2 separate regions of the Homo sapiens genome follow, and region 2 is linked to region 1. The links are chromatin loops, found by intact Hi-C in ENCODE. Cell type or tissue: GM12878. All regions are shown on one strand. Links, peaks and the distances in the headings refer to the core of each region. The heading gives the core; the rest is flanking DNA. Region 1 has its middle 42 kb from the start of OTOL1. Region 2 overlaps LINC02067 (long intergenic non-protein coding RNA 2067).

Region 1 (17,587 bases), core at 3,689-11,688:
ATTTATGTCATAAAGATTTGGTGGTTAACACACAACTTAGCATGGTTTAAGTTTGTTTCTAGACCACTGTTTGTTCAAGAGACATTTTTTTTCTTAACATAGGCTTTATCCAATCCTAGATATAATACTATCTTTAGAAAGACACCAACCAAAGTTTGCATTAAAGAGTTATTCAGATTCTTCCACGCTTCATAGCCAAGTATCCCAACAGATCCAGTAAAACCAAAGTTTACTCAAAGCAGGTCAATTTCATTGCTCCAAATGATTTGACTAGTTGTGTCAAAGCAAGGAAACCAAGTTAGTTTAGTGAAAAAGTTATACCAATAGTCAGACCAAACTGATCAACTTATGTTGTGTGTTCCTAGCTAATCTGGCTATCATCTGACTAGTTTGATGAATAAAGCCACTAAAAATGGATGATTCTATTTGTATGTGAAGAAAAATAGCAATAGTCTTAAGTTTCTCAGAATACTTTAACATTGATCTCAGACACTTGGGGGAACAATCATGTAAAATCAGATATGCTCTCCCACAACTATAAAACCTGAATAGAACATTGAGAGAGACTGAAAAGAATGAAAGAAGCTTTACTGTTTATATTAACAAAAGACTTCTCTATTAGCAATGTTGCCCCTACTTTTTTATAACTAAAAATGATTCTTATTATAAATAAGGTCATATGTGGTGGCTCATGCCTATAATTCCAGTGCTTTGGAAGGCTGAGGCAGGAGGATCACTTGAGACCAGGAGTTTGCAACCAGCTTGGACATCGTAGTGAGACCCCATTTCTACAAAAAAATTAAAACTTTGCCAAGCATTGTGGTGAGAGCCTATAATCCTAGCTATTTCAGAGACGGAGACAGGAGCATCACTTCAGCCCAAGAGTTAGAGGTTCCAGTGAGTTAGGATCATGCCACTGCACTAACCTGGGCAATAGAGTGAGATCCTCTCTGGGAAAAAAAGAAAAAGATAAATGGGTTTCTTCTATGTCAAAGTAGAAACAGAACAGAAGACCAAAAATCATAAAGAAAAAAATGTTTTTGATTATATAAAAATTAAAATAATTTCTAGAAAAAAACATTAGAAATAGTATTAGGAGAAATATTCAGAAAAAATACTTGCAACCCATATAATACATTGAGGGTTATCTATGAGGTTCAAGGAATTTCTACCAATTTATAAGAAAAGGATAACTTAGTAAAAAAAATACAATTGGGCGAACATTAGGCATAGTTAAATAGAGGAAATTCACATGACCTTTAAACACTGGAAAAGATGTGCAATTTCACTAGCCATCAAGGACATGCAAATTAAAACTAAGTTGAGGTACTATTTTTCGTCTGTCACACCAGAAAAAATTAAGAAAATATTAATATCTAATGCCTGTGTATGACATTTTAGTGGAAGTATGAATTGCGATATCAATTTTGGAAAGTGATTTGGAAATGTTAATTAACATTATAAACATACACTTCCTTTGCTCTGGAAAATTCACCTCTATAAAAATAATAGCACCAATGAGTAGGTAGATCGATAGATAAAGAGATAGAGGATTAGTTTTGTATTGCTGTCACAAATTACCAAAAATTTAGTTGCTTAGAACAATACAAATTTATTAGAACAAGACAAATACAATTCTGGAGGTCAGAAGTCCTAAAATCAAGATGTCAGCAAAAACTGCATTCCTTCTGGAGGTTCCCTTCCAATTTCCAGAGTGTGTTTCTTTACCTTTTCCAGTTCTGGAGACTACCTGCATTCCCTGGCTCATGACCAGTTCCTTCTGTCAATATGACCTCTGCTTCTGTCTTGACAGCTACCTCCTACATTCCTCTTATGAGAACCCCTGTGATTACCCTGAGCCTACTGAATAGTCTCTCCATCTCAAGGCCTTAACTTAGTCATGTCTGCAAAGTTCATTTTGCCATATAAAATAAAATAAGGTTTAAAGGTTCCAAGGATTAGGATATGAATATCTTTGTGAGGCCTTTATTCTCCCTACTATATTTATATACCCACGCCCACATACACACACACACATTTACTATTCAAAAAGTGTATTGGGGCATTCAGCTTTCCATTACAAAGATATTAAAGTTAGATCCCCACCATATACCATCACTTAAATTCTGAAGATATTGAATACTGGAATGAGAAAACAAAACTCTAAATGTGTTAGGGAAAAAAGGAGAAATATCTTAATAAGCAAAAGAAACCACCATCAGAGTGAACAGGCAACCTACAGAATGGGAGAAAATTTTTTTGCAACCTACTCATCTGACAAAGGGCTAATATCCAGAATCTACAATGAACTCAAACAAATTTACAAGAAAAAAACAAACAACCCCATCAAAAAGTGGGCGAAAGATATGAACAGACACTTCTCAAAAGAACACATTTATGCAGCCAAAATACACATGAAAAAATGCTCACCATCACTGGCCATCAGAGAAATGCAAATCAAAACCACAATGAGATACCATCTCACTCCAGTTAGAATGGCAATCATTAAAAAGTCAGGAAACAACAGGTGCTGGACAGGATGTGGAGAAATAGGAACAATTTTACACTGTTGGTGGGACTGTAAACTAGTTCAACCATTGTGGAAGTCAGTGTGGTGATTCCTCAGAGATCTAGAACTAGAAATACCATTTGACCCAGTCATCCCATTACTGGGTATATACCCAAAGGATTATAAATCACGCTGCTATAAAGACACATGCACACGTATGTTTACTGTGGCACTATTTACAATAGCAAAGACTTGGAACCAACCCAAATGTCCAACAATGATAGACTGGATTAAGAAAATGTGGCACATATACACCATGGAATACTATGCAGCCATAAAAATGATGAGTTCATGTCCTTTGTTAGGGACATGGATGAAGCTGGAAACCATCATTCTCAGCAAACTATCACAAGTACAAAAAACTAAACACTGCATGTTCTCACTCATAGGTGGGAATTGAACAATGAGAACACATGGACACAGGAAGGGGAACATCACACACGGGGAGCTGTTGTGGGGTGGGGGGAGGGGGGAGGGATAGCATTAGGAGATATATCTAATGTAAATGACGAGATAATGGGTGCAGCACACCAAGATGGCACATGTATACATATGTAACGAACCTGCACGTTGTGCACATGTACCCTAAAACTTAAAGTATAATAATAATAATAATAATAAAAAGAACTTTAACCCGAGTGCATTGACACATGCCTACAATTCCAGCTACTTGAGGTGAGAGAATTGCTTGAGCCCAAGAGTTCAAGGACAGCCTAGGCAACATAGTGGGATGCTGTCTCTTAAAAATATATATACATATATATATATATTTTAAAAGTTTAGAAAAGTGATCCTTAAAACAGACACAAAATGACCCAGCATTTGTACTTTTGAGACTACATCCTAGAGGAACTTTGACACATATATAAGGAGATATGTACCATTATTTTATTAGCAAGATCTGTGGTGGCCAAAAATTAAAAAGTGTAAATATTCATTAGGGCTATGAATCAAATGTGATATATTGTATTATGAAATATTCTGCAGCAATTAAATAGAAAAAAACTCTTTATAACTAATTCTCCAAAACAGTTTTGAATGAAAAAATAATTTTATTCTTCTGTTCAAAACCCAGAAAATCGTGTTTCACTCTAAATGGCTAAAGACCCTGAATGGCCTAGCATCCCTGTGTGAACTGGTATTATTACTTCTCTGACTTTACTCATTATGCAGTGTGCACCAGCCACACTGGCCTCCTGGATGCCCCTAAATACCCCATGCACACTTCCACCTTACAGCTTTTGCTTTGGCTGTTCCCTCTGCCTGAAATGCTCTTCCCAGCTATTTCCTTCATCTTCCTCAAATCTTTACTCAAATTCCTCCTAATCAATGAGGCCTGTCGTAACCACTCAAATTAAAATTGCAACTCAACTTCACTCCAACTTCTGAGAGTCCCAAATTCCGTTCCCCATTTCATTTTTTTTTTTTTCGTAGTGCTTACTTTCAAACACATTCTATAATCCCATTTTTTGGTTGTGTTTACTGTTTGCTGGCTGTCTCCTCTGGCTACAGCATAAACCCCGTGAGGGCTAGGATTTTGTTTCATCCCCAGAAGTTTCCTAAAACCTAAAATAGTACCTGACACATAGTAGGTCACTAAACATATAAAGCATACAGGAGAGAAACACTGAATATGAACACTAGGGAAGTGATAGAATACATTCCCTATTACAGAATATCATGAAGGTATTTTAAAAGCATGAATAAAATCAGTATCTGGTGATTTCCAGAGGTTCATGATGGAGAAGAGATAAAGTGATATGTACCAGGCTGTTTATACTAGTTACCTTGAAGAAGAGAAGAAAAAGTTGTAAAAATAATAAAATAGAAAAGACAGTGTAATATTAAGTAAAAATATGCACTACAAAGATGTATGTAAATATATGTGTACATATGTATTATTACTATGCTATGTAAAGGTTTTAAATGGATATCACTAATGATTAGTAAAACAACTTGAACATAAAAATATTAATTAGGGTTCTGCGGGCAAGTTTTGCCTCAGAATTCTTATTGTTTTAATGGGATTTGTAATAAAGTAACATTTATAAAAGAAAGAAAATAGAGAAATCTTGCCTTTCATATTTTCACAAATAACTTCTAAAAGGAGTATTTTCATTAATTTTTGAAGTAAAACAGACTTTCTGTTTAATAAATCTTTTTCCACTACAAACATACTCATTTCCAGAATATATCTTATTGTTTTTTCTGAGCATTATTAAAGAAATGAATATTTCCCAAAATAAACTTCTAATGTGCAATATAAATCTGCCACTTGAGCTTATTAAGCATTGGTAACAGTAAAGGTAGATTCACTGAGTTTCCTCTCAATAATATTATTATACTATATTTTATACAAGTAAGATACTTTATAATTAATATTCAAATTGATTTCTGTAGCTTTTAATTTTTTTATTTCAATAAGTTTTGGGGGAACAGGTAGTGTTTGGCTACCTGAATAAGTTCTTTAGCGGTGATTCTTGAGTGCAGCTTTTTCTTATGATTCTTTTGTAAAACAAAATCTTAAGACACTGGTGGAGCAAGAATTTTTAGCCTCATTTTATAGATGAAAACGAGAGACAAAGTCTGAATGATTACCCAAGGACACTCATGTAGTTAAATAGGAACTGTGCCTAGCTACCCTGACTTCTACTTCAGTTCTTCCATTTTTGTCTGTAAAAATCTAGCAGTCACATTCTTACAGCAGCTTTAAAAAGTACTAATGAAATATTTTATTAAGACCCTCCTGTCTTCAGCTGAAGAGATCATTCATCAACTGCTTTTCCTCTGTGTTAGAAGAAAAATTGGACTTTATAAACCACCAGATTATAGTCACCTCCCAACAGTCATTGATGGTACTAAATATCAGTGTTACAGACTATGTTCCTCCAAAATGTGTTTGTTGAAATCCTAACCCCCAATATGATGGAATTAGGAGATGGGGACCTTCGGGAGATAATGAGGTGATGAGAGTGGAGGCTTCATGAATGAGATTAGTGCCCTTCTTAAAAAAAAGGCCCAAGAAAGCATTTTCGCCCCTTTCATTATGTTAGGTTATATTCAAAATACAGCAGTCTATGAACCAGGAAGGGGGTCCCCACCACTGAAAATGTTGGCACCTTGATGGGACTCCCCAAATTCCAGAAGAGTAAAAATTAAATATTTATTGCTTAAGCAACTCTGTGGAATTTTTGTTACAGTAGCATGAACTAAGACAATCAAGTTATTTTAAAATAATCTACATCACTGCTTATAATTCATAACCACCAGTAGAACGAAAGTTGATGGAAAACTAAGTTGACAACACAATACATGTTATCAATAAGTGGACCAAAATTATTCTTATGGTATTAAGTAAAAGTTTTCACCAATATATGTCAAAGATGCCCAATTGCTTTTTCATTTATTTTTCTCTTTCAATGAATAAATATAATCACAAAATTTTCCTATTCTTTTCAGAAGAAACTTACAGAGAGAAAAGGTCACCATGAAAGGTTAGAAATAAAAGAAAAAGAAAACACAAAAGGAATGAGAACGTGTGATTAGAAAAGTTGTACTCATAATGTTGTGTTGTTTTTAGTAAGAAACTGATCCACCTAACATAGTCATTTTTGTTACTTTTCCCTTTAGATGTGCTTGACTTGTGCTAATTCTTTATATTCTCATTTTCTACTGGGGAAGAGCAGCCTGCGTTGTTAAGACAAATAACTTGTCATAGTCACTGTCATGGCCATGTAAAGAATGAAGAAGCTTCTTCCTTCAGTGATAAATCTGTCACTACCAACTGACTGCATTACTACCACATGCACCTGTGCCCCACAAACTAAGGAGAACAGAGATGGAGAAGCAAGTGGGTTAAAGGTAAGAAGAGAGCCATTGAACGCAATTTTACGGCATAGTCAACAAACAGTACCCAGGATTTCTCTTATAATCTTCTACTAAAACCAAATAGACTTTTGGTTTCCCAATGTATCTAGCTGACTTTTTGTGCTTTTGACAGCTAGATCACATTCCCAGGAGTTACCTACAGCACCACACTCTCACCAAGAAAAAGAAAACTTTTCTTTATGGGAAGTTAGGTTAAGGGAGTTGGTGCTAATCCTGTGAAGTAAAAGACATGTGAAAGCAAGAGGCCTGAGGGCTCCTGCAAATCAAGAACGATGAAGTGTCAGATTTTAGCCCCAAGAAAATGTCATAGAAAGAACTTCTACCAAACTTAGACTTTTCAAAATGGCTGTAAAATTGCACTTTCTTGCCTACTTAACAACTCCCCTTGTACCACCCCCAGACACACACATACATTCTAAAAAGTTGGCAGCTGCTGTGGGTGGTGGTGGTGATCCTAGTGGTTGTTTCAGTGGAGGTGGTTGGTTCTGCTTTTGCTTTCATTTTATATCAAAAGCCAGACCTTTAAAACACATTGATTTTGCCCCCTACATTTTTATGAACAAGATATGTAAGTGTATATGTTATAAAATTATACATTCAGTGGCCATTAAAAGTAAAATTTGTGGATTCCTGAGATGTGTACTGACAACAATAAATAATTTAACATTAGCTATTTTATGGTATGGCAAAAATTCTATGAAAAGTAGTTAGTTAAGTAAAATAGGGTGTCCTATAAGGGTAGCCTCCATTAGGAATTTTTCTGACAATTCGTATAAGTAAAACCAAAATCTAAACTTAATAAGATCAAGGAGATAAAGTTACATCTTTGGAAAATGGCACATATGGAACCGCATGTGCTGAGGCTGAGGGGTTAGAGGAGCTGTCTCAGCCCAGGGCTGCCCCTGCCTGGCTCCATCCCCATATACACGCAAGACGCTCTCTTATCTGAATGTTGGTTTCTTCATTTATATGCTGAGAGAGTAATGGATATAACTCCTGCAATTGTTGTAAGGCAAAAATAAAATGAAGTTTGGTAAAAGGTGTTTACAAATTTATGAATCACTACATATTATTTAATAAAATTATCAAAGGAAAAATTCCTAAATTATGCAGGTAATTAAACATTGGATGGGAAAATTAAATAAAAGATTAAAGATTATAGTTAGAGGCTGTGTATTATCCTTTCTAAAAATTAAGACAAAGCACTAAACTAAGAGTGTTTCAGGGAACATGATAATAACAATAATAATAATAGTGTGCCTTGCATCTATATGCTAACTTACAACTTAAAACTCATTTAACCTTCCCAATGTAGACATTACTGTTCCTGTTTTATAACTAAGAAAACCATGAAGTGACTTGGCCAGAGTAGCCCAGCTGTATACTGCAGAGCCAAAACTGAAATTCAATCTTTATATATACTTTTCAAGAAGTGCTATTTATCAAACAAATTAGCTAATGAATCCAGATGCTTCTATTATATGACCAAATTCAAGTAAAATTTCTTAAGAAAAAATAACAAGAGTAGGTAAGGATGTGGAGAAATTGGAACCCTTGTGAACCAGTGGTGGGAATGTAAAATGGCACAGCCATTGTAGAAAACAGTATGATGGTTCCTCAGAAATTACATATAGAACTACTGTATAATCTAGTGATGCCACTTCTGGGTATATACATGGAGAATTAAAAGCACGGACTCAAACAGATATTCATACACACATGTTCACAACAACATCATTCACAATAGTCACAAGGTAAAAGCAACCCAGTGTCCATCGGCAGATGAATGGATAGGCAAAATGTGGTATATACACATAATGGAATATCATTTAGCCTTAAAACAGAAGGAAATTCTGAGACACGCTATAGTGTGGGCCAACCTAGACATTATCCTAAGTGAAATAAGCTAGTCATAAAATGATAAGTACCTAGAGAAGTGATATTCATGGAGACAGAGTAGAATGGTGGTTGCCAGAGTCTGTTGGGAGGGGGAAATGAGAAATTATTATTTAGTGGATACAGAGTTTCAGTTTCACAAGATGTAAAAGTCTAAAGATGGATGATGGCTATGGTTGCACAATAATGTGAATGTACTTAATGCTACTGAACTGTACACTTAAAAAAGATTAAAATCATAAATTTTGTTATGTGTATTTTATCACCAGTTTTTGAAATAAATTAAATTAAATAATTTTAAAAGAAATAACACACATATTTGATGAGAAGTATCTGTGATGGTTAATTTTATCTGTCAAGATGGCTAAACAACAGTGATCAGTGTTTGGTCAAAAATTAGTCTTGATATTATTGTAAAGATATTTGTTTAGATTTAATAAACAGTTAAAATCAGTTGACTTTAAGTAAAGCAGATCACCCTTCATAATGTGAGTGGGCCTCATCAAATCAGTTGAAGGCCATAAAAGCAAACACAGAGTTCCTGAAGAAGAAATTCTGTGTTCAGACTGCACAAAGAGATTTTGCCTAAGTTTTCAGGGCTTAGAGTTAAGACTGCAACATCAACTCTTACCTCACTCTCCAGCCCACAGTTTGCCCTCTCCCACATTTGCATAAGCCAGATCCTTAAAATAAGGATCTCTCTTTCTCTCTCTCTCTCTCTCTCTCTCTCTGTGTGTGTGTGTGTGTGTGTGTGTGTGTGTGTGTGTGAGAGAGAGAGAGAGAGAGAGAGAGAGAGAGAGAGAGAGACAGCCAGAGAGAGACAGAGAGCGTATATGTAATATGACATTCTATTGGTTCTATTTCTCTGGAAATCCCTTGAATATAATACTTAAAATTTTTGGCAAGGTGTGGTGGCTTATGCCTGTAATCTCAGTACTTTGGGAGGCTGAGGTGGGTGGATTGCTTGAGGTCAAGAGTTCGAGACCAGTCTGGCCAACATGATGAAACCCAGTCTCTACTAAAAATACAAAAAAAAAAAAAAATAGCCAGGCGTGGTGGCCTGTGCCTGTAATCCCAACTACTCAGGAGGCTGAGGCAGGGGAATTGCTTGAACTAGGGAGGTGGTGGTTGCAGTGAGCCGAGATCGTGCCACTGCACTCCAGCTGGGCGACAGAGCGAGACTCAGCGTAAAAAAAAAAAAAAAAAAGAAAAAAAATTAAAATTTTTAAAGAAAAGTGAGGTCTAAAAAAAAAAATCCTAATGCATTCTACAATATTAACCAGTAGAGAAATACAAATTAAAACCACAGTAAGATACTATTGCACATCTATTAGAATAACTGAAATTAAAAATGGTAATAACACCAAATGCTGGCAAAAATGCATTGAAACTGGATCACTTATGCATTGCTGGTAGGAAGTAAGATTTTACAACCACTCTGCATGGTTTCACAGTTGCTTTCAAAACTACAAATGGATTAATTAGATGACCCAGCAATTACACTCTTGAGCATTTATCCCAGAGAAATACTTATTTTCACAGAGATGCTTATACACAAATGTTCATAGCAGATTCATTCATATTAGCCCCAAACTGGAAAGCACACAAATGTCCTTCAAAGGGTGAATGAGTCAACAAAGGTACACTTATACCATGGAATACTATTCAGCCATAAAGGGCAAAGAACTGTTAATACATAAGACAACTTGAACTAACCTTAACAAATTATTCTGCATTACACGTGGACACAGGGAGGGGAACATCACACACTGAGGCCTGTTGGAGGGTAGGGGGCAAGGGAAGGGATAGCATTAGGACAAATACCTAACGCATGTGGGTCTTAAAACCTAGATGAGGTGTTGGTAAATGCAGCAAACCACCATGGCACATGTATAACTATGCAACAAACCTGCATGTCCTGCACATGAATCCCAGAACTTAAAGTAAAATAAAAAAATTATTCTGCATGAAGAAAGCAAATCTGAAATGACTCTTATTGCAAGATTCCATCTCTATAACAATCATGAAATAACATAATTATAGAAATAGATAATGGATTAGTGGTTGCCAGTAGTTAGGAATAGGAAGGGAGATGGGTATGGCCATAAAGAGGGGACACAAGGGAGTCGTGTAGTGATGGCTCAGTTGAGTATCTTGATTGTGGTGATGGTTACACAAAGCTACACGTGTGACAAAATTGCATAGAGCTACACACACATACCCAGCAATGATGCATGTATAACTGGTGAATTCTGAATAAACTCTGGATTGTGCCAATGTTCTGTTCTTAATGTTGATATTGCCCTGTGGTTTTGTGGAATGTTGACAGTACTTCTTTGTACATTTCTTTGAATCCATAATTATTTCAAATTAAAGTTTTTAAAAACTAATGAAACACCTTTGTTTCTAAATTGTTAATATAAACTTGCTCCCTATGGGAAAGTAGACTACTCAGAATAAATTCTTCATTCTACAGTCTCCTCAATAAACATGTATTTTTCTTGATCCATCTTAAAACCAATTTTTTGTCCATTTAATTTGCCAACAATTCATTTTCCAAACAATAAATACATGTGTAGTGAAATAAAATTATCAGGAGGAAAATTTACATTCATAACGACTGTTTATAGGTTTCCGAAATGTAGCTACACAAAAGTTATCAAGCCTAATGAACATAATAGTCATTCCACTCATACAAATAATGAGATTCTATTATATTAACTGTTTATAGCCCCCTTAAAGGAACTATGCAATGAGATTAGGCATGTCACAGACCATTCCACCACCAGACATTTTTATCGACTATGTTGGTGCCCTTTCAATACCAAATTGATGAGCAATCATGGCAGACAATCTTATTAAGCTAGTTTGCATATTTATGAAGACTGTAGCTTAATAAACTGTTACAGGGCAATGAAAGTTTATGGAGATCACTAGAAATGTCAGAATAGTACTCCAAAGACGCAGTAAAACTTAGTAATTTTCTTTTAAATCCCAACCCATCTAAAATAAAAACCAGGGGATTTTTTAGTATCCCTGGCTCATTCATAACAAAATTCAATTTTCTAATGTAGTGTCCTGTTTACCTAATATTGAGTTGACTATATTGAAGTCTTGCCATGGGCAAGGGTATAGGTAACAAATTTAAGGGATTTAAGTTTAATTTCATGAAAGTTGACTTCTACTCTCTTTAACTATACATATAAAAGTTGATGAATAGTTAGGCATAGAGAGAAAGGGGAAATGGTAGCTAAGATTATAAACAATACACCATACCAATAAAACTGTAACGATACTACTCCTAAAGCTAAAATATTATCACACTGTGGTTTGGAACTAGATATAAATCAGATCCTCTTGTTTTAAGCAGATCATTTGTCAGCTTAGAGTTTATCTCTACAGTGGTGACTATTATTGCTCCAACAAAAATTATAGTAAAACTTCTAAGTGTATATCAACTGAAAGTAACTGATACATTTATAATGATAATAGCCTTTAAAAGCAAGATTCTGTAAGCTACTTATGGATCTCCAGTTGTAGCCTAATCTTTTTTCTTCCAGTGACGGCATCCACCAACTTTTCACCATTCCTGATTATGTTAGTCTCCTCCCTCTGTGAAGCACGGAACGCTGGGAGAACCTGGACCCATTTTTACGGCTGAGAAAGCATGGAAAAGAAAAATACCTCAAGCTGTACTGTAATTCCAGCTCATCACAGAATAGAGAGTTATTAAAATGATTTCTGCTAAAATCAAATTTTAAAATGTTTCTAAAATGTATTTTTTGTCCTTTTAAGTAACTGACAAACATAGAAGTTGCCCCTGAGAAAATTACAGTGGAATTAAAATCCTTCACTAGCCAACAAGTTTAGGTAAATAAATTTCTATATATATACATATTTTTTGATTTAGCTACTAAGTGTTTTTAAAGGATATTTTCTATATAGACCCAGACAAAACTATTTACACTGAAGATTCAAACTGCCTCAATCATATCTTTTTTTAAATATTCATATCTATCAATCAATGAGCGATGTCTGAGATAGCTAAAGACAGACAGAGAAAAACTCGAGGTCTAAACAAGAGGAAAAATAGGCTGTAGATATTGTGTCCTTTACTTTAGTGCCAAATTAAATAATTTTTGAAAGACTCGGTTTACAGTTACTATTAGAGAAGAAGCTTTTCTCTTTTATATCAAGCTTGCTTCACCAAATCATGTCATCATGCCAGACTGATCTTTCAATGTATCAGCTACAGAGGATCTATAATTCACTTTACATTCTTGCTTTTTAACTTCAGCCAAAATATTTCTTCTTTCTTCTTCAATCATTTAAAATCAAGTAAGCAAATGTAACACCTTATAAAGTTAAATGTATTGTAAGAATTATACTTTCCATTTGGAGCCTATTTAAATGACTTAGGCCCTTTTGACTTCATTAAATGCCTTAAAAATAATTGTTATAACACCCTTATAAGCTACACAATCCCAACATTATTATCTCTGTTTTACAGATGAAGAAACAGAGGCTCATAGAAATTAAGCGATTTCCCAAAATTATGTAACTTATTAATGAACAATCACAATAAAAGCTTAGTATACAGTTTTTTACACCTTCAGAGTGCATACTGAAATATACAGTTTATAAATGCAATGTTAAAGTTTACCTTAACCTGAAGAAAGCTTTTATATTAAAACATAGAAATCAATGGCATACATTACTTTTTCCCTTTTAAACTCAGTTTGATAACCTCATATGCTATTATTACTGTCAGTAACTGCAATATACTCTTAAATTTATCTTTAGTTAATTCAAAGTAGGAAATCTTTGAACAGACACCTTTTTAATGACTTTAATTGATTCCAAAGCCAATTATGTCTTATTTTTAGTCTCCCACAGAGTCCAATTCTTAATAATCTTTTTGTGCAACTTAGTCATTCGCATGAATCTTCTCTGACTTTTTAGAAACTAGGTGTGTATGCTCTGCGAAGGAAGTTTACACACATAACCTCAGAGGACACATCTACAGAGGTACCATCCATATACAGGAATTGTAGAGTTGTATATTTATTAAGAAATATTTCTAAAAGATGGTAGTCAAGTGGCTTGCTCTAACAAAATCATAATGATTTGACAATTTTCTAACATATGGAAATAAAATGTCTCGTGGAAGAGATGGCTTTTTCTGTTTCATACTAAGATGTCTTATGGACTAGCAGCAGTCCTCTAGAAACCAACTCTCTGTGGAATGATTGTATACAAAATTTTAAATATCTCTAAAATGAGAACTTCCAAAACTAAAAGGAAAAATTGAAACAGGCAATAGATGTGACAAAGAGAGTTAATATTTTTTTAAAGAGCTTTTTTTTTCTAAGTGTAGAAGAACATAACTTAAAAAGAAAAAGAAGAATATAAATGGAAATATTTCAGGAAAAATTATTAAGGAGCATATGGTTAATGTTCAGCCTCATTAGTATTCAAAGAATGTTGTTGAAGGTATGGTAAAGTGTGATAAAGGGCTATTGCTAATGGCATTATGAACTGGAAAAAATCCTTTTGAAAAACAACATGTACCTGGACCTGATCAGCTCACTCTTGGGACTACATCTTACATGTGGCAGACATGTGAGGTCACTGGCTCATCCCCCAGCCCAATCCTTCCTCCAGTGCTATCTTCTGGTGAGGTGTGGTCATATGTCATAGTTCCAGTCAAGAAATGAAAGGGTAAGTCTGCTAGGTTTACTTTTTATGCTTCCTTTTCCCTGCTTTGAATGGAAAAAAATGGTAGTTGTAGCTATAGCATTCATCTCCTGAACATAAGAGAAAGCCCAAAAATATTGTAGAGATATTGGCCTTGAAATCAGCAAATCACTAAATCAATGCCAATGGCCACCACATAACCTCCAAACTTGCTATGTGTGAAAAACAATCTCTGGCAGGTTTCAGCCACTTACTGAAACAAGAAAGAATAAGAGAAAAAAAGTGATGTACTTAGGACTATTTATAGTAGAAATGTTTTATCAAAATGAAAAAAGTAAAGCAACCCTACTAATTGGGAAATGTTTAGGAAATAATAATAGACACAAATCTAGCGGAGTGTGTAGGCTCACGTCTGTAATCCCAGCACTTTGGGAAGCCAAGGTGGGTGGATAGTTTGAGGCCAGGAGTTTAAGACCAGCCTGGCCAACATGGCAAAACCCCGTCTCTATTAAAAATTAGCCACAGGTGGTGGCATGTGCCTATAATCCCAGCTACTCAAGAGGCTGAGGCATGAGAAACACTCGAACCCAGAAGGCAGGAGGCAGAGGTTGCAGTGAGCTGAGGTTGCGCCACCGCACTCCATCCTCGGTGACAGAGCAGGACTCTGTCTCAAAAAAAAAAAATGGCCGGGCACAGTGGCTCACGCCTGTAATCCAAGCACTTTGGGAAGCCGAGGTGGGCAGATCACCTGAGGTCAGGAGTTTGAGACTAGCCTGGCTAACATGTGAAACCTCATCTCTAATAAAAATACAAAAATTAGCCAGGCGTGGTGGCGGGAGCCTGTAATCCCAGCTACTCGGGAGGCTGAGGCAGGGAGAATCGCTTGAACCCAGGAGGCAGAAGTTGCAGTGAGCAGAGATCACACCATTGTACTCCAGGCTGGGTGACAGAGTAAGACTGTCTAAAAAATATATTTAAAAAAGGAAATAATAATGGACACAAATCAGATTTAAATGATCAATCTGAAGATCATATGTATAGTAACTTGATTGTATTCATGACCCCCATTTTTTTAATCCTTTACTGTATTCACTTTCTTTGCCATAAGACTTTGCAGTTACTCTCAACAAAGAGGCAAATCTATTTCCCTGCCCCTTGATTCTGCGTTCAGACATCCGCCTCATCTTGGACAATGAGATGTCAGTTAGCATCACACAAGAAGTCCTGAAAAGTATTTTCCAATAGTACTTTTCCTCACATTGACATTTTGGCCACTCCACGAGAATAATTCAAGGCTAGCCTGCTGGAGCTGAGACATGGGGAGTGGAGTGGAGTCAAGTCTTCCCAGTTGTCTGAGCTGAGGCCATTCTAAACACTCGACTACCAGGCAATCCCCAGATGCATGAAGCAGCCCAGGCAAGATCAACAGACCTGCCTAGATGGCCCAAGGCTAACACCAGAGAAAGCCCAGAGGAGACCAGTTGAGCCCACTTGAGAGTAGCTAACTCTATGGACTTGTAAGGTTTACTGTTGCATGTCACAGAGGTTTTGTGGTTTTTTGCTGCACAGTCCTTTGTGGCTATAGATAGCTGATACAATGTAAAAAAATAAATAAATTTTTTAACATATGCATTCATCTATTTAATATTCACTGAGTACTCACAATGTACCAGGCATTACAGTCAGTGAAAAAAAGCAGGATACAGAATCATTTTATTCTATGAGTACAAGTTGTAAACAATACACATGTATATAGGGAAAGGCTTGGAAGGGTGCAAAGGCCATTGGTTATTCTTATTTGTTTGGTTTTTGCTTTCCTTTAAAATGACCTCTCAAATGCATGTTTGTAGGTTGGCGGTATGCAAAAAAAAAAAAAAAGGAAAGGTAAATATGAACTGGAGTGAAGGGACTGAGTGACAAGACTGGTGTCAAAGTGGGTAGGGAGATGTGACAATGACTCCTTTTTTGTGTGAAGAATACAAGGCCATCTTTTTAGGCTCCAGCAAAAACAGTGGAAAACATGGAGCATTCAAAAATTTGAGAGACGGGAAAAGTGAGGTGTGAAGTCAGCAAGGAGAAGCAGGAGGAGACAGAATGCCAAGAACAAGTCAGCTGGAAGGCAAAGAGGCCACCTCTCCCTCTAAAACAGGGAGAAACGATGGGGATAGTTTATGTGTTTTTAACTATAGAAGGAAAGAAAGGTAATAAAGTGGCTGCCTAAAGGTTTCTATTTTCTTAAGTCCCAGTGCAGCAAAATTATCTACTAAGAGTGAAGAAAACAAAGTGAGGAGGGGACAAAAGAGTTTGAAAGAAAGAATAAAGGGCCCTGACAGAAAACTGTGGATAACCCAAAAAATTACTGAGTTGTGTTGAAATTTACTTTATCAAAGGAGAAGTTATGTTTTAGAAGAATTTTGAATAGCACTTTGAAGTAACAGCCAGCACAGAAAAACCTATATAAAAGTTATGCCTTTATTATTATCTTGATTATGGCATTTCTAAAAAGCTTCATTTTAAAACTCCTGTTAATTTATTTAGGGTTTGGCATAGATTCATCAAGACATGGAAATTTAAGTATCAGGTATAAAGAAATAAGATACAGATGAAAAAATGCCCAGATGAGAAAAATTTTAAGTTATCTTTATGCACTCAATTTACAATTATAACTTTAATTAGAACATCTTAACTGCTCCATTACTTGATGTGGGTTTTTTTTTTCCTAATTCTATTTTTGCCGCCTTAATAGTTTCTGCTCTAAACTGCATTTAAAAGATTCTATAGTTGTAAATTCTTTAGTAGCACTTTGGGAACAAAATAACCAAAAGAAGAGAGCTAATCAGTAACATATATAGAAGAGATCATGGCGTTTTGGGTCAAAAATATGATTTAACTTCCCTACCGTGCCACTGCCATCTTGTTTGTGGAACTACACAATGATTTTTTTTAAGTGTACTGAGAATGAGGCATATATAAATGATTTAAGAACTAGTTTAACTTTGACAATCAGAGAATTAAGTCTTAAGTTTTGAGGAAAACAATGGAATAAGATCCAAATTTATTGACATCCACAGTTTCCTTGACTTTTTCAAGGCAAAGCATAACTAGACTTGCTTTCACGCTCATGCATGGCTGTATCCTCAACATTTTAGAGATTGCAAACTCTTGGCATGCATGTCTGATAGGGCTAGGAGATGAGTTTATTTAGCTGCCAAATAGTTTTTGTTTATTTAATTTGAGTACTTTTAGGCAAAATACTCACCCTCTAGTTCAACCTCTACATGACTTATATTATCTGCCACCTAACTCACAAAGTCATGCATTGACATTCCTGCCTAGTTGTGAAGGTATTTGAGGTTGAGGGGGGAAGGCCTCCACCTCACAGTAACAGAAATGGATTCTATTGTATTCAAGAAACTCTAAGACAAAATTCTGGCTCCCACATATACCTGTTTAATGCCCATGGACAAGACACATGATATTTCTGAACCTCAGAAAGGTATTATCTCTAAATTATATTAAATGTCTATCTCACCAGGT
Region 2 (15,529 bases), core at 7,449-15,448, 88 kb after region 1:
CCAAATCTTGGGAGAAATATGGACATCCAGATGCAAGAAACTCAAAGATTCCCAAGTAGGTTGGGAGAGATACAGACATCCAGATACAAGAAACTCAAAGACTCTCTTGTGGATTCAACTTAGAAAACTTGTACATTACAGTCAAATTGTCAAAAGACAAACAGAGAACTCTAAAAACAGCAATAGCAAAGTGTAAAGTCATACATAAGTTATCCTATCAGACTAATAGCAGTTATATTAGCAGAAACCTTACAGGGCAGTCGAGAATGAAATCATATATTCAAAACAGCTGAAAGAAAAAAAAAGCTGTCAGACAAAAATACTATACCCACCATAGTTATCCTTCAGAAATAAAGAAGAAATAAAGTCCTTCCCAGACAAGCAAATACTAAGAAAATTCATCACCACTAGACCAGCCCTAGAAGAAATGCTAAAAGAGTAACATTTAGAAATGAAGAGACGATATCTACCACCATGAAACACACAAAACTAAAAACTCACTGGTAGGTGTAATGCACAAATGACAAAGGGAAAGGAATCAAACTATCACTACAGAAAACCACCAAACCTCAAAGATAAGCAATAAGAGAGGAATAAAGAAATGACTATACACAAAACAACCAGAAAACAACAAAATTACAGGAGTAAGTCCTCACCTATCAATAATAACCTTGAATGTAAATGACTTAAATTCCCCAATCAAAAGATATAGACTGGCTGAATGAATAAAAAATAACAAGACCCAACTATATGTTGCCTACAAGAAACTCACTTTACCTGTGAAGACACAGAAATAGAAAGTAAAGAAATACAAACAGATATTCCATGCAAATGAAGAGCAAAGGTGAGCAGAAGTAGTGTTACTCATGGTAAACAAAATATATCTTATGTCAAATAACATAAAAATAGGCTAGGCATGGTAACTTATGCCTGTAATCTAGCATTTTGGGTGGCTGAGGTGGATAGATCTCTTAAGCCCAGGAGTTCAAGGCCACCCTGGGCAACAGAGTGAGACCCCCTCTCTATTTTTCATAAAAATAAAAACTTTAAAAAATAAATTTAAAAAAGACAAAAAGTGGCAAAAATATTATCATAAAATGATTTAATTTAAAAAACACAAAAAATGACAAAAATATTATTATATAATGATTTAAAAATCAATTCAGCAAGAGGATATAATTATAAAGATATATGCACTCAACACCAGAGCAGCCAGATATGCAAAGCAAATATTATCAGAGCTAGAGAGAGTGATAAGGCCTAATAAAATAAAATTTGGGAACTTCAACATCCTACTCCCAGCAGTGAACAAGTCATATAGACAAAAAATCAACATAGAGACATCAATTTAAACTGCACTATACTCCATTATGATCTAATAGACATTTACAGGACATTTCATCAAACAGCTGCAGAATACACATTCTTCTAATCAGCACATGGGATATTGGAAAGGCCATACATTAGAGCTAAAAATGAGTCTCAAAAAAAATTTTAATCAAAATCATAGCAATTATTTTCTCAGACCAAAATGGAAAAATTCTAGAAATTAATAAAAAGAGAAACTTTGGAAACATATAAATACATATACATTTAAAAACAGACTCCTGAATGACTACTAAGTTGATGAATAAGAAGGGAATTTAAGAATTTCTTGAAACAAATGAAAATTAAAACACAACATGCCAAAACCTATGGGATACAGCAAAAGCAGTGCCAAGAGAGAAGTTTATAGCAATAAACGCCTATATTAAAGAAGTAGATAGATTTCAAAAAAACAACCTAATCATGTAGCTCAGAGAACCAGAAAACAAGAACAAACCAAATCCAAAATTAGTAGAAAAAAAAGAAATAAAAATTAGAGCAGAATTTTTAAATTGAAACTAAAAAATACAAAACATCAATGAAAAAATTGTTTTTTGTGAAAATAAACAAAATTGACAAATAACTAGCTACACTAACTAAGAAAATAAGAGAGAAGACCCAAATAGATAAAATCAAAAATTAAAAAGACGAGGAAAGAACAACTTATACCACAGAAATAAGAAGGATAATTAGAAATGTTTATGAAAAAACTGTCAACAAGTTGAAAAACATAGGGGAAATAGATAAATTTCTGGACATATATAACCTACAAAGATTGAACCAGGAAGATACAGAAAATCTGAGTTTACTAATAATGAGTAACAAGATTAAATTAGTGATAAAAAGTCTCCCAATTTAAAAAACAAAAAAAGCCCACAACCAAATAAATTTACTACTGATTCTACCAAACTTTGAAAGAACTAAAACAAATTCCTCTCAAACTATTCCAAAAAGTTGAAGGGGGAATTCTTTCTAACTCATTCTATGAGGCCAGCATTATCCTAATACCAAAAACAGACAAGGACACACAAAAAAGAAAACTGCAGACCAATAGCCCTAATGAAAACAGACTCAAAAATTCTCAAAAAAAATGTTAGCAAACTGACTCTAGCAGCACAACAGAAAGATAATACATCATGGTCAAATGGGGTTTATCCCAGGGATACAAAGATGACTTAACATATACAAATCAATAAATGCAATCTATCATATCAACAAAATGAAGAACAAAAAAAATGTGATCATCTCAATAGATGCAGAAAAAAATCATTTTATAAAATTCAACATCCCTTCATAATAAAAATTCTAAACAGAGTAGTTATAGAAGGAACATACCTCAACACTATAAAGGTTATATATGACAAACTCAAAGCTAACATCATACTGAATGAAACTGGAATGGAAAAAGACAAGGATGTCCACTTTCACCAATCTTATTCAACATAGTACTGAAAGTTCTAGCCAATTCAACAAGACAAAAGAAAAGAAATAACATCTAAATTGCAAAAAAAGGAAGTCAAATTGTCTCTCTTTGTGGATGACATAATCTCATACATAAAAAGGCCTAAAGCCCTCATCAGGAAAAAATGCTTAGAATGAATAAATGAATTCAGCAAAGTTGAAGGATAAAAAATCAACATACAAAAATTTCTACTGTTTTTATACACCAATAACAAACTACCTGAAAAAGAAATTAAGAATACAATTCCATTACAATACAAAAAGAGGCTAATTGACTCATGGTTTCACAGACTGTACAGGAAGCATGGCTAGGAAGGCCTTAGGAAACTTAGAATCATGGCAGAAGGCAAAAAGGAAGGAGGCACATTTTACATAACTGGAGCAGGAGGAAAAGAGAGAAGGGAGAGGTGTTACACACTTTTAAACAACCAGATCTCATGAGAACTCACTATTATGAGAATAGCAAGGGAGAAGTTTACATCCATGACCTAATTACCTTCCACCAGACCCCTCCTCCAACATTGGAGATTACAATTTGACATGATATTTGGGCAGGGACACAAATCCAAACCATATTATTCTTCCCCTGGTCCCTCCCAAATTTCATGTCCTTCTCACATTGCAAAATGCAATTATTTCTCCTCAACATTCCCCCAAGTCTCATTCATATGTGGGAGCTAAAAAAGTTGAGTTCTGAATTAGAAAAGAGAATTGTGGTTATTAGAGAATATGAAGGGTAGAGGGGAAGGGAGAACAAGGAGAGTCTGATTAATGGATATAAAGTTATGGCTAAATAGGAGGAATAAGTTATAGTGTTCTATAGCACTGTAGGGTGACTACAGTTAATAATAACTGATTATATATTCTCCAATAGCCAGAAGAGAGGATTTTCAATGGTCCCAATAGAAAGAAATAATAAAACTTTGAGGTGATGTATATGGTAATTACTCTGATTATAATCACATTGTATACATGTAACAAAATATTACTCTGTATCCCATAAATATGTACAATTATTACATGATAATTGAAAATAAATTTTTAAAAATAAATACAATAAAGATAAATCAACATAAGACAGGTTGATAGGAGAAAAACCATTTTAATTACATGCATACACATGGAAATCCCACAAAATATGAAACCCAAAGAAGCTCAGATAATTAAAGCTTATATAGCATCCTGAATTTCAGCAAAGAATAAAGGCTTGGGGTCTATGGAGAATGGTAGAAACAAGTTATGGGAAGCTGAGGGGAGAAAATGTATAGTGAATAAAATCTGTCTTATTATACAGATAAAAAGTCTCTCAGATAAGAAAAGTTGTCTTGGAGCAGCCCTCTTCCTGATGCAGATATCTTTACTAATGCAGATATCTTTACTAATGCAGATTTACTTTATAGTTGCAAATTTTCTTTATAAAAGGGAAGCTTTTAGGAGTTACTCCTGTATCTGCAGTTTCTCAAAATAACCTGTGCGAAATATGCTAAAGATGTGTATTTTGGGGTGGCATGTTCTGGTTACTCACATTCATATTTTGGGGTGGTATGTCCTGAGCCCCAACAAGTACAAATAGTTTATTGTGCTCAATAGGACCAAAGGAGGAGTGGGAAGTGAGACAGGGCAGGGAAGGAAACATATATATGGTGAGTTATCAGGGAGATTATTCCTATGGACAAAAACGTCTCAATACCATCTGAGAACTCAGGGACAGTGTGGAACACACTTCAGAATTATTCCACCTGATGGGTTAGGATGCTGGGGTTTTTATTCACCCACTGGCCATCTGTCATTTTTTTTTTGGATTTTTGTTTCATTTGGTTTGGGTTGAAGTTTTTTTTAGTGTTTCCCAGACATGCTTTTATAATTTTCTATGGTAAGAACACTTAACATGAGATCTACCCTCTTAATAGATTTTTAAGTGCACCATACAATATTATTATCTATATGCATAATGTTGCCCATCAGATCTTTAGAACTCATTCATCTTGTGTCACCAAAATTTTGGGCCTATTGATTAATGACTCACCATTTCTCCCTTCCTCTAAGCCCTGGCAATCACCATTTTATTCCTTACTTCTATGAATTTGACTATTTTAGATAGTTCATACAAGTGAAATCATGAACAACTTGTCCTTCTGTGACTGATTTATTTCACATGACATTGGTCTGTCAATTATTTTACGAATATTACACCAAAAGCAAAAATAAACAAACTACATCAAACTAAAAAGCTTCTGCACAGCAAAAGAAACAATCAAAAGAGCAAAAAGGGGCTGGGGGTGATGGCTCATGCCTGTAATCTCAGCAATTTGGGAGGCCAAGGTGGGTAGATGCCTTGACCCCAGGAGTTCAAGACCAGCCTTGGAAACATGGTGAAACCTCATCGCTGTTAAAAATGCAAAACTTAGCAAGTCTCATAACTCAGTCTCAAAATAAATAATTAAATAAAAATTTTAAAACAGAGAGCAAAAAGGAAGCCAACAGATGTGAGAAATTATTTACAAACAATATGTATAATAAGGGTTTCATTTCTAAAACATATAAGGACCTCCTACAACTCAATAGCAAAAAATAAACTAATGGCCCAATTAAATAAATGAGCTAAGGACTTGAAGAGACATTTCTCCAAAGAAGGCATACAAATAGCCAACAGCTACGTGAAAAGGTACTCAACAAAAGCTAAATCCAAATCAAAACTATTATGAGATATCATCTCACACTTTTTAGGATGACTACTATCAAGAAACAAAAGACAGCAATTGTTGGCAAGGATGTGGAGAAACTGGTGCACTGTAGGTGGAAATGAAAACTGGTGCAGCCATTAGGGAAAACAGTATGAAGGCTTCTTTAAGCCTTAAAAATAGAGCTACCATAATATCCAGCTATCTCATTTCTTGGTATTTACCCAAAAGAATTGAAATCAAGATCTCAGAGAGATATTAGTATTCTCATATTCATTGCAGGACTATTCACAAAGCCAATATGAAGAAACAACCTAAATATCCACCAACAGTTGAATGGATTTTTAAAACATAACATATATATATATATATATATATATATATATATATATATATATATATACACAGTAATGCCATTCAGCCTTAAAAGAGAAGGAAATCCTGCAATATGCAACATGGATGAGCCTTAGGAAATTATGCTAAGTGAAATAAGTCAACCGATTTTGTTTACCTAGTATCCTAACACTTTGCCAACTTTACATATTACTTCTAGTAACCTTTTACAGATTCCTCAGGATTTTCTACATAAATTATCATGCTGTCTATGTATAAAGATGGTCTTATTTCTTCCTTTCCAATCTGTATGACTTCTATTTCTCTTCCTTGCCTATTTCACTGACTATGACCTCTACTACAACGTTAAGGAGAAGTAGTGAGAGTAGACACTTTTGCCATGTTACCAATATTGAGAGGAAATCATTCAGCCTTTTATCAAGTACAATGTTAGCTGGAAGTTTTTAATAGATGCCTTTTATCAAGTTGAGAAAATTCTCTTATATTCCTAGATTTTAATAATTTTTATTTGAAAAGAATGTTGATTTTTGTCAAATGTTTTTCCACATCTTTTTAAGACGTTCATACTTTTTTTCTTTTTGTCTGTTAATATTGTAAATTACATTGACTGTGAAACCAACCTTGCATTCCTGGGATAAGCACCACTTGGACATAATGTATTATCCTTTTATAACATTGCTCAATTCAAATTACTAGTTTTTAAATTAATTCTTGCATTTATGTCCATGAGGAATATTGATCTCTAGCTTTCTTACAATGTTTTTGATTTAATGGCATTAGGATTATGCTGGTCTCATAAAATGAGTGTCCTCTCCTATTTTCTGGAAAAAAAAATTGCATAGAATTGTTATGATTTCTTTCCCAATTATGTGGTAGAATTCACCATGTGATCTGGGCTACTCAAGTAATCTATTCTTGAGCTTTAGAAGTTTTTATCTATTAAAGGATTTTCTGTTCATCTAAGCTGTTGAATTGATTAGCATAAAATTGTTCATTATGTATTCATAATATATTCTTTTCAATATTTATAAGATTTGCTGGCCCTTGCTCTAGGATTATAATATATACATTTAAGCTATTGTACTCTACCTTAAATTAATACTATACTACTTTATACATAGCATAAGAACTCTATATAACACTCTTATTTTCATTTCTCCCAATCCTGGACTTTGTACTGCTATTGTCATACAGTTTTCTTCTACATGTGTTATAAACCATACATTGTTGCCATTTTTGCTTAAAACAAGTATTCTTTAAAGAGATTTTTGAAATAAGAAAGAAAACTCTTTTATATTTATCCAAATATTTATTCTTCTAGTTCTTGTCATTCGTTTGAGTAGAAATAAATTTTTATCTGTCATCATTTTCTTTTTCCTTCAAGGATTACTATGACATTTCCTGTAGTGCTGCTCTGCTGGTGATAAATTCTGTCAGCTTGTTAATGTCTGACAAACCCTTTATTTCACCTTCATCTTTTAAACATATTTTAGCTAAGCACAGATTTCTACAATGATGGAGGTTTTTTTCTTTCAATACTTTAAATTTGTTGCTCCATTATTTTCTGGCTATATTCTTTCTTTGTCATTCTTCGTTTCTCTGTATGTAATATGTCTCTTTTTTTTTCTTTGACTTATGTAATTATTTTCTCTTTATTCCTGGTTTTAAGCAATTCAATTATCTGGTTTATGAGTGTGTGTGTGTGTGTGTGTGTGTGTGTGTGTGTGTGTGTTTCATGTGTTTTCTGATTGAATTCTGTTGATCTAAAATCTATGGGACTCATGGTTTTATCAAATTTGGTAATATTTCAGCCATTATTTCATAAAATATTTTTTCTGCCCCCTTCTCATCTCTCTCCTCTCTCTCTGTAATTCTTATGACACATGTATGACTTCATTGACAAGTGAAACTGAAGCACAGTTTACTAGTGCTGTGCTCATCTTCTTCAGTCTTCTATCTCTCAGTGTTTCAATTAGGATAGTTTTGGTTACTATGTCTTCAAGGTCACTACATTTCCTTCTGTAGTGCCTAATTTCTTGTTAATCCCATTCAGTGTACTTTTTATTTCATACATTCTGTTTTTTTTCATTTCTAGAAAGTCAGTTTAGGTTTTATTTGTTTCTTCTATTTCTCTCTTCACTATGCTTCTACCTTCTTCAACACAGAAGTATATTATTATAACTGATTTAACGTCCTTTTCTACTAATTATGTCATCAATGTCATTTCTCTTTCTAGTAGTTAACTTTTTCCCTCATTTTAAGTCATATTTTACTGCCTCTTTGGATGCCTTGGTAATTTTTTATTAGATGCCAGACAGTGTGATTTTCACATTGTTAGATACTGGACGCTTTGTATTTTTTTAAGTATTTTTGGACATTGTTCAGGGATGCAGTTTAGTTTCTTGGAAATGTACACTAGACTCTTTTCCTTTAAATGTTTTTAGGCTTTGTTCTAAAAAGTGGTTAATTTGCTTGGAAATAGTTTTATACTTTTGAAATTTGCTTTTCAGCTTTATTAGGCAGGTTTAGAACAGCTTTTAGTCTAGGGTAGAGCTCAGCAATTAGTATAGCGTGGGGCTCAGCAAACATTTTTGAAACACAAACTATTCCTGGCATTGTGTGAGCTCCATGTGCTATTTGAGAGCCAGATCTTCAGAATTCCTTTATGGGCAGCTCTCTCTTCTGTATTCTGTCCTTTCCATTATAAATGCATTGGCCTTTGTGAACTCTGCATTCCGTCTCCTTAGTTAAGAGAGACTCCAGGCTCTGTTTGAGCTCCCTTTCCCTGTGCTGAAGCCTGGAAACTCTCTTTATCCTGTAATCTAATGCAATCATACAGCTTACCCTATTTGTTCTGTTTACTCAGAAATCACTTTCCTGTACTTCCTGTTCTCCAATGTCTAAAAACTATGGCTTTATATATTTTGTTTGGTTATTTAATTTTTTTATTATAATTATTCTCTCTATTAATCCATCATAGACAGAAATGAAAGTCAAGAATATAATTTTTTGTATTTATTTACATAAAAGTAAATATAGATTTAAACTCAAGCAAAAGCATAATAGTTTGTCTTCCCATAACTTTTGTAAATCAAATTATGCTCATAAGTACGTGAAGCAAAAAAAGAAAATATATCCTTAGGACATTTTTTAAAATTAATTTTATGTGTAAGTATAAATAAGGAAATATCTATTGAGGTGACAAATTTTTATTTAATTATAATGTTTCCTGAGAATGAGAAAATTAGCATTAGCAGGTAGGAGAGCAGGGGAGATAGGAAAAGGTTGGTCAATTTGCACAAAGTTCCAATTAGAAAGGAAGAATAAGTTCTGGTGTTCTATTGCACAGTAGTCTATTGCACAGTAGGGTGACTATAGTCAACGACAAGGTATTGTGTATCTCCAAATAGCTAGAAGAGGGGATTTTGAATGTTTCCACCACAAAAAAATAAATATTTGTGGTGACAGGTATACTAATTACCCTGATTTGATCACTACGCATTGTTTACATGAATCAAAACATCACACCATCCCCCATAAATATGTACAATTGTATGTAAATTAAAAATAAAAATAATGTTTTAAAAATGTAAACTTATGCACAATAAAATTTTAAAGAGTTTTTAAAAATTAGCATTAACTATAAAGAAAAAGCTATAGGATACACCTCACCTAGATATTATAACTAGAATATATTAATATTTGCTTTAAAACTTTTTAATGTGGGTCTGGCATCAAATTTGGTAACTAAGTAAGCATTATATTTAGAACACCAATAGATATTTTAGTGTTCTAGGCAATTTGATTTTTAGAAAAAATAGAAGAATTTCAGTTACTTATTTAAAAACTAGAACAGAAATTTTAGTATTATATATTTAAAGCCATTAAATGTATAAAGTAAATAAATTCAACTTGTATGGGTCTTTTAAAAACCATCAGCTAATTGCTTTAAATACCTGTAATGACTTCTTTCAGACTTTGTTTAGAATGCCAATTATTCCAAATGACATGTTCACTATAATTTTAAGTCTTCCTGCATTATAAAATGATTTCAGCTTGTGATATTGCTTTCCAGCAATTAAGCTAAAAATATGCCTTAAATAGTCAACATTAGAGCCTAAATTACATGCACAATAACATTTCATCCATGAACTTCCAAGGAAAACTTTCTTTAAAATTTAATGATATTTCTTCTACTAAATGTAAAAGTAATAATAATACTTCTGGGCCGGGTACGGTGGCTCACACCTGTAATCCCAGCACTTTGGGAGGCCAAGATGGGTGGATCACAAAGTCAAGAGATCAAGACCATCCTGGCTAACACAGTGAAACCCCGTCTCTACTAAAAACACAAAAAATTAGCCAGGTATGTTGGCACATGGCTGTAGTCCCAGCTACTGGGGAGGCTGAGGCAGGAGAATTGCTTGAACCGGGAGGCGGAGGTTGCAGTGAGCCGAGATTGCACCACTGTACTCCAGCCTGGGCAACAGAGCAAGACTCTATCTCAAAAAGAAATAATAATAAATAACAATAATAATACTTCTGAAAAGACTCTTCAATTAAAATGTCACTTCTAACTTGTGATAAATTTACAGAAAACAAGTCTACTTTCATTAGAAGATATTACAGGTCATTCTGCTGCTAATCAAATAATACAACTTCATATTCTTATATGTTAATACAGAGTATCTTTTTCACAGAATTTAATTTAGCTTACATTAAATACTGTGGAAAGCAAGGAAGGGTAGAATGCGTTTCCCGCCTACGTGGAGCTGGCAGTCTACTTGTAAAACCAGGCACATAAACAATAGAGATAGAGTAAGCAATTTGTGATTTAATACACAATGATGCCAGGAATTTTACACATATTATGTTTAATCTTCTCAGAATTATTTAGGAGTGAAAAATTAAATAGAACTCTTTAGTTGCAAATAACATGTCTCCCCCCTTGTCATTCTCTCTCTCTCTCTGTCTCTCTGTCTCTGCCTTTCTCTGCCTCTGTCTGTCTCTTTCTCTGTCTCTCTGTCTCTCTGTCTCTCTCTCTCTCTCTCTCACTCTCTCTCCCACACACACACACACACACAAACACATACACATACACAAAAACACATACACCTCTCTCCTTCTCTTTTCAGGTTAGCTTCATTTTCTCAAGATCAGCGGCCACTCAAACCTGAAACTCTGATAAGAGTCATCTTGGGCCTTGTATACTCTCACATGCTCTCACAACCAGAGCACTTCACTTGAAAAAAAAAAAAAAAAAAAAAAAGAGTGCTAGGGGAAAAATTGACTGGTCTACCTTAGAGCAAATGTTCACATCTGTGAGTGATTGCTGTAGCAACCGGGATGGAGAACTATAATTGGTACAGATAGAGGAACCCTTTATCACCAGGAGAAGGGGCAGCACAATAAGACTACTGAAAAATACATTGTAAGCCAGTATTTAAGAAGTGGAATGTAAGCCTTTTTCATGCCGTTGACCTTTTTTTTGGAGGAACCAAGTCACCAGTTTCCTGCAAATCGTTGTGAGATCTCAAATCTGTTGGCACACCATGGTCCGTGGGCCAAATCTGACCTTCTGTGGGCTTTGTAAATAAAGTTTTACTGGGGCAAAGCCAACCATGCCATTTATTTACATATTGTCTATAACTTGTTTCGTGCTACACTACCTGAGTTGAGAAGATGCAACAGAGATGGTATGGTTTACAAAACCTAAAGCTTGCAGATTCCTGATCGAGATGCTTTATTATATTCAGTTCAATTGTTTAGGCTGGAATAATTTGTATGTATGCTGTGTAATTTTTTGCATCTCATTCTGATGCGCACAATACTGGATTTTCCCACTGTGAGCTTAGCAGTGGTCCAGGCTTGACACCAGTGATTCCATCTTGGGCTACTGACTCCACACTGAATTGCTGATGAACTTTGAAATGGACAAAGAAACTGTAAAAACATTTCCTTCATAAACATCTATGCTCTCAACAATACACAACACAATGAAATTGATCCTCAGTCTTTAAGGACATACTGTTTATAGCTTTCCTTGACTAACTAATGCAAATGCACTATTCCACTAATGATAAAAGACTTCTTTGTTTAATCAACTGGTGAAATAATCTGACACACAGTTTAGGTAATCTAAAAGCCCTGTTGACTCTCACTGGTGCTGCAGTCTCTGACTGCTACCTGGGTTACAACCCCCATTTCTGACTATGTGCTTATTTGCCTCCTTTTTAGGGTTAATACCACTTTTAGTAATACTAAGATGAAACCACATTTTAAAGTTAAACATAAGCTATCATATGACCCAGTAATTCCACCCCTAGGTATAGAACCAAGAGAACAGAAAACACATGTCCACACAAAAAAAAAATGTACATAAATGCTCTTAGAAGTATTTTTCACAAGAGCCAAAAATTGAAGCAACCCAAATGTCCATCAGCTAATGAATGGATAAACAAAATGTGTTACATCCATACAATGGGATGCTATTTAACCATTAAAAGGAATGAAGTACAGATACATGCTACAATATGGACAAACATAAAAACATTATAGTAAGTAAAAGAAGACATATTTCAAGATTCTGTTTATATGGATTTTCAGAATAAACAAATCCACAGAGAGAAAAAGTAGATTAGTGGTTGCCAAAAACTGGTAGGAGGGAGGAATGGTGAATTACTGCTAATAACTATGGAGCTTCTTTTTGGAGTGATGAAAAATGTTTTGAAATTAAGTAGTTGTTAAATAAAATTTATACAGGACCATTGGTTTGGACTGAGCTCCTGCACTAGGCCCAACAGACCTAACCAAAATGGAATCACTTGTATTGAAGTTTCATCTGTGCTGAAGCTAAGTTGTTCATCTGACCTTCAAGAAATCAGAAGACAGGGATAACAGTCAAATCCCCACACAGGCCACTTTCAGCTGGGATGGTAAGAAAGTCCTCTCTGCTTTAACCTTTACAGGGAAAGTGACTTTGAAATGACCAATCCGTCTTTAGATCCCTGGTCTTACTTTCTTCAGCCCTTTCTGTCTATGAAGCCAACTTTCTCTACTCAGCTCATCAGAATGAGGTGTTGTTTTATTCTAAAATTGCAAATAAAAGCCAATTAATTAATATCTTTCAACTAAATTTGTTGTAATTTTGTCTTTTGACAGAGAGGTGATGGTTGCACAGCTCGTGGCCACACTAAAAACCACTGCATTGTATACTTTAAGGGGTGAATTTTATTGTATGTGAATTATTTCTCAATAAAGCTATTTTTTCAAATATGAAGTCAGAGGGTTTAGGTTGCATCAGCCTGACTTCTCCATTATAAAATTATTCCATCCACATTTTACCTCATGCTTTTGTCATTTATACATGAATGTTGCCTGGAAGCATTATTTCATTAGGACTTGCAAATAAGTAAATTTCTAATACTGCTATTCTATCTGTATCTATTAGCTATAATTCTTCTATAAAGAATGATTTTCACTCACAAGCTTTTTGATTACATACATATACTATTCATACAGGTAAGGCAGATAAGCTTGATTATTTTTCTTGCTCAGTTTTTCAGAGAAATAATTGGTGCTCTGGCAACCTCCAGTGGTGAATAGTGAGATATTTTGTTAGTTTTGATTTGGTATCATTACAAACTCACTGATTTTTATATATGTGTTGTGTTTCAGTTTGATGCAGTCATTCCTTTTGATGCTCACATTGTCCCATCCACGAGGGAACTCCCTTCTAGTTGGCTCCAATGCCAACGTAATCTAGAGAAAATAAAATGTCACTAAGAAAATCATAAGGAAGAGAAAATACATGTACAGTACTGTACTGTATTTATTGATACCATAATTTGTGTTGCCTGTTTACAAGATGAATCACCTGTCTGAAATGGTGAGTAAAAGCAGCTGCAGACTTCAATCAATAGTACTATCAAGCAATTCAACTTTTTCTTGTAATGTCATGATTTTTCTCTGCTTCTCAGGAGCACATACAGCTTCACTAGTGGCACTTCATATAGGTCTCGTGGTGCTATTCAAGGTATATGGTATTGCACTAAACATGATGAAAAATATAAAATAACCATGAGAGATCACTTTGCACTGCAATCAGAAGTTTATCAGAGAGGTGACCTGTTCACGTGGAGTTGATTAGCATCATATGGTATTTTAAGGAGATATACACAACACTTGAGCTCACCACAATAGCAACAGGAGGTGGCTCCAAAATTATTACAGTAGCACAGTATGATCACAGTTAATTTTATGCAACTATGACTTAACACTGCATATTTTTATTTGTTTACATTTCTCTTGACTGCTAATGGCACCATGTATGGCCTGTAAGTGTTTGTGTGCATAAATTTTAATCAATTTTAACTTTTTATAATAGATTTTTATACATTTTATGGTAGTAAATGATAAAATAGTCTCCACATATATTTTATGCATTCATGCCATACCTAACTTTTTCTTAATTGTTTTATATTTCTAGGCTAAGCAGCTCATCAATGAGTTTTTTTTCAAATTGTCACAAATCTCCAAAAAATTTTCCAATATATTTATTGAAAGATATCTACATATAAGGGGACCCACACAATTTAAACCCATGTTGTTCAAAGTTCAACTGTATATGCATATTGTTTTATACAATTGCTGTTAAACTGTACCTAAGAAAAGAAATAAAAAGAAATATTTTATTTATACTTATTTTATATTACACAATTACCTTTACCAGTACTCTTTGTTTTAGGGGGTGCATTTGAATGAAGATCTGGACTCACTTGCTTTCAGTGTGAAAAACTTCCTTTAGTATTTCAGGTAAGGTGGGTTTCCTAGCCACTAATTGTCTCATTTTCTGTTGCTCTGGGAATGTCTTTATTTCATCTTTTTTGCAGAATAAAAGATTCTTAGTTGACAATTTTTTTCTTCCAGCTCTTTGAATATGTCATCCCACTATCTCTGGCTTCCATTGTTTCTGATGAGAAATCATTTATTAATTTTATTGGGGCTTGTGCGTATATGAAGAAATTACTCAATTTGTTTCTCACTCCTTTCAAGATTTTCTCTCTGTCTGTTTTTCAGCATTTTCTATAATGCACCTGATTGTGGACTTCTTTGTGTTTGTCCTACTTGAAGTCAATTAGTGGTTGCCTAGGCCATATACATAAATCTGTCCTTAGATACATCCCACTAAGCAGAAATAGTCAAAATACTGTGCTTTAAAGTCACTTTAAATAATAAATTTATCTGTGTAATTTTGCTACCAAATTGATATGCAGCTAGGTTTGTTTATTTCCATTTTTAATGTTTAGGGATTTCTTTTTATTATTTAATTTTAGCTTTCATTATGTAAACATTTTACATAGTACCGAAGTCAAAAACATAACAAGGTATATTTACAAAATTCTCTTGTCAATCCTGTTTTCTTCTCTTTGGTCCTTGACTCCTCTTCTAAGTAACCATTTTTTATTTAATTTGATTTATCATCCTACTATTTCATATTGAAAATATAAGCATTGGTGTGTATGTATTCATAGTCTTTCTTATACAAAAGTTAGCATATAAAAACACCTCACACAGATATTCTTTATTCCTATTAAAACTAATATTACTCCATTGTGTGAATGTATCATCATTTACTTAATCTGTCCCTATTGAAGAACATTTTGGTA

Evidence for each region. Hi-C counts contacts between places; a loop is a spot of excess contacts. Peaks named below come from ENCODE experiments on the same cell type or tissue, not always from the same donor. Only the 100,000 strongest peaks of a DNase experiment are listed, where the experiment ranks them.
Region 2: it touches region 1 in a loop (2.6-fold over the local background); 3 of 110 quality-filtered maps call a loop at or near these places.

What each region holds. Positions count from the first base shown.
Region 1 is chr3:161,530,105-161,547,691 of GRCh38, reverse strand. No RefSeq gene overlaps it. Among named protein-coding and RNA genes, the nearest start is that of OTOL1, 42 kb to the right of the region's middle. In GM12878, for the core only: no CTCF peak of the experiment used is centred there; a DNase peak (open chromatin) is centred at 6,917.
Region 2 is chr3:161,447,908-161,463,436 of GRCh38, reverse strand. It overlaps LINC02067 (long intergenic non-protein coding RNA 2067), which reads right to left. Exons shown (of 4, transcript NR_102265.2): 4 at 15,195-15,529. Among named protein-coding and RNA genes, the nearest start is that of LINC02067, 29 kb to the right of the region's middle. In GM12878, for the core only: no CTCF peak of the experiment used is centred there; no DNase peak of the experiment used is centred there.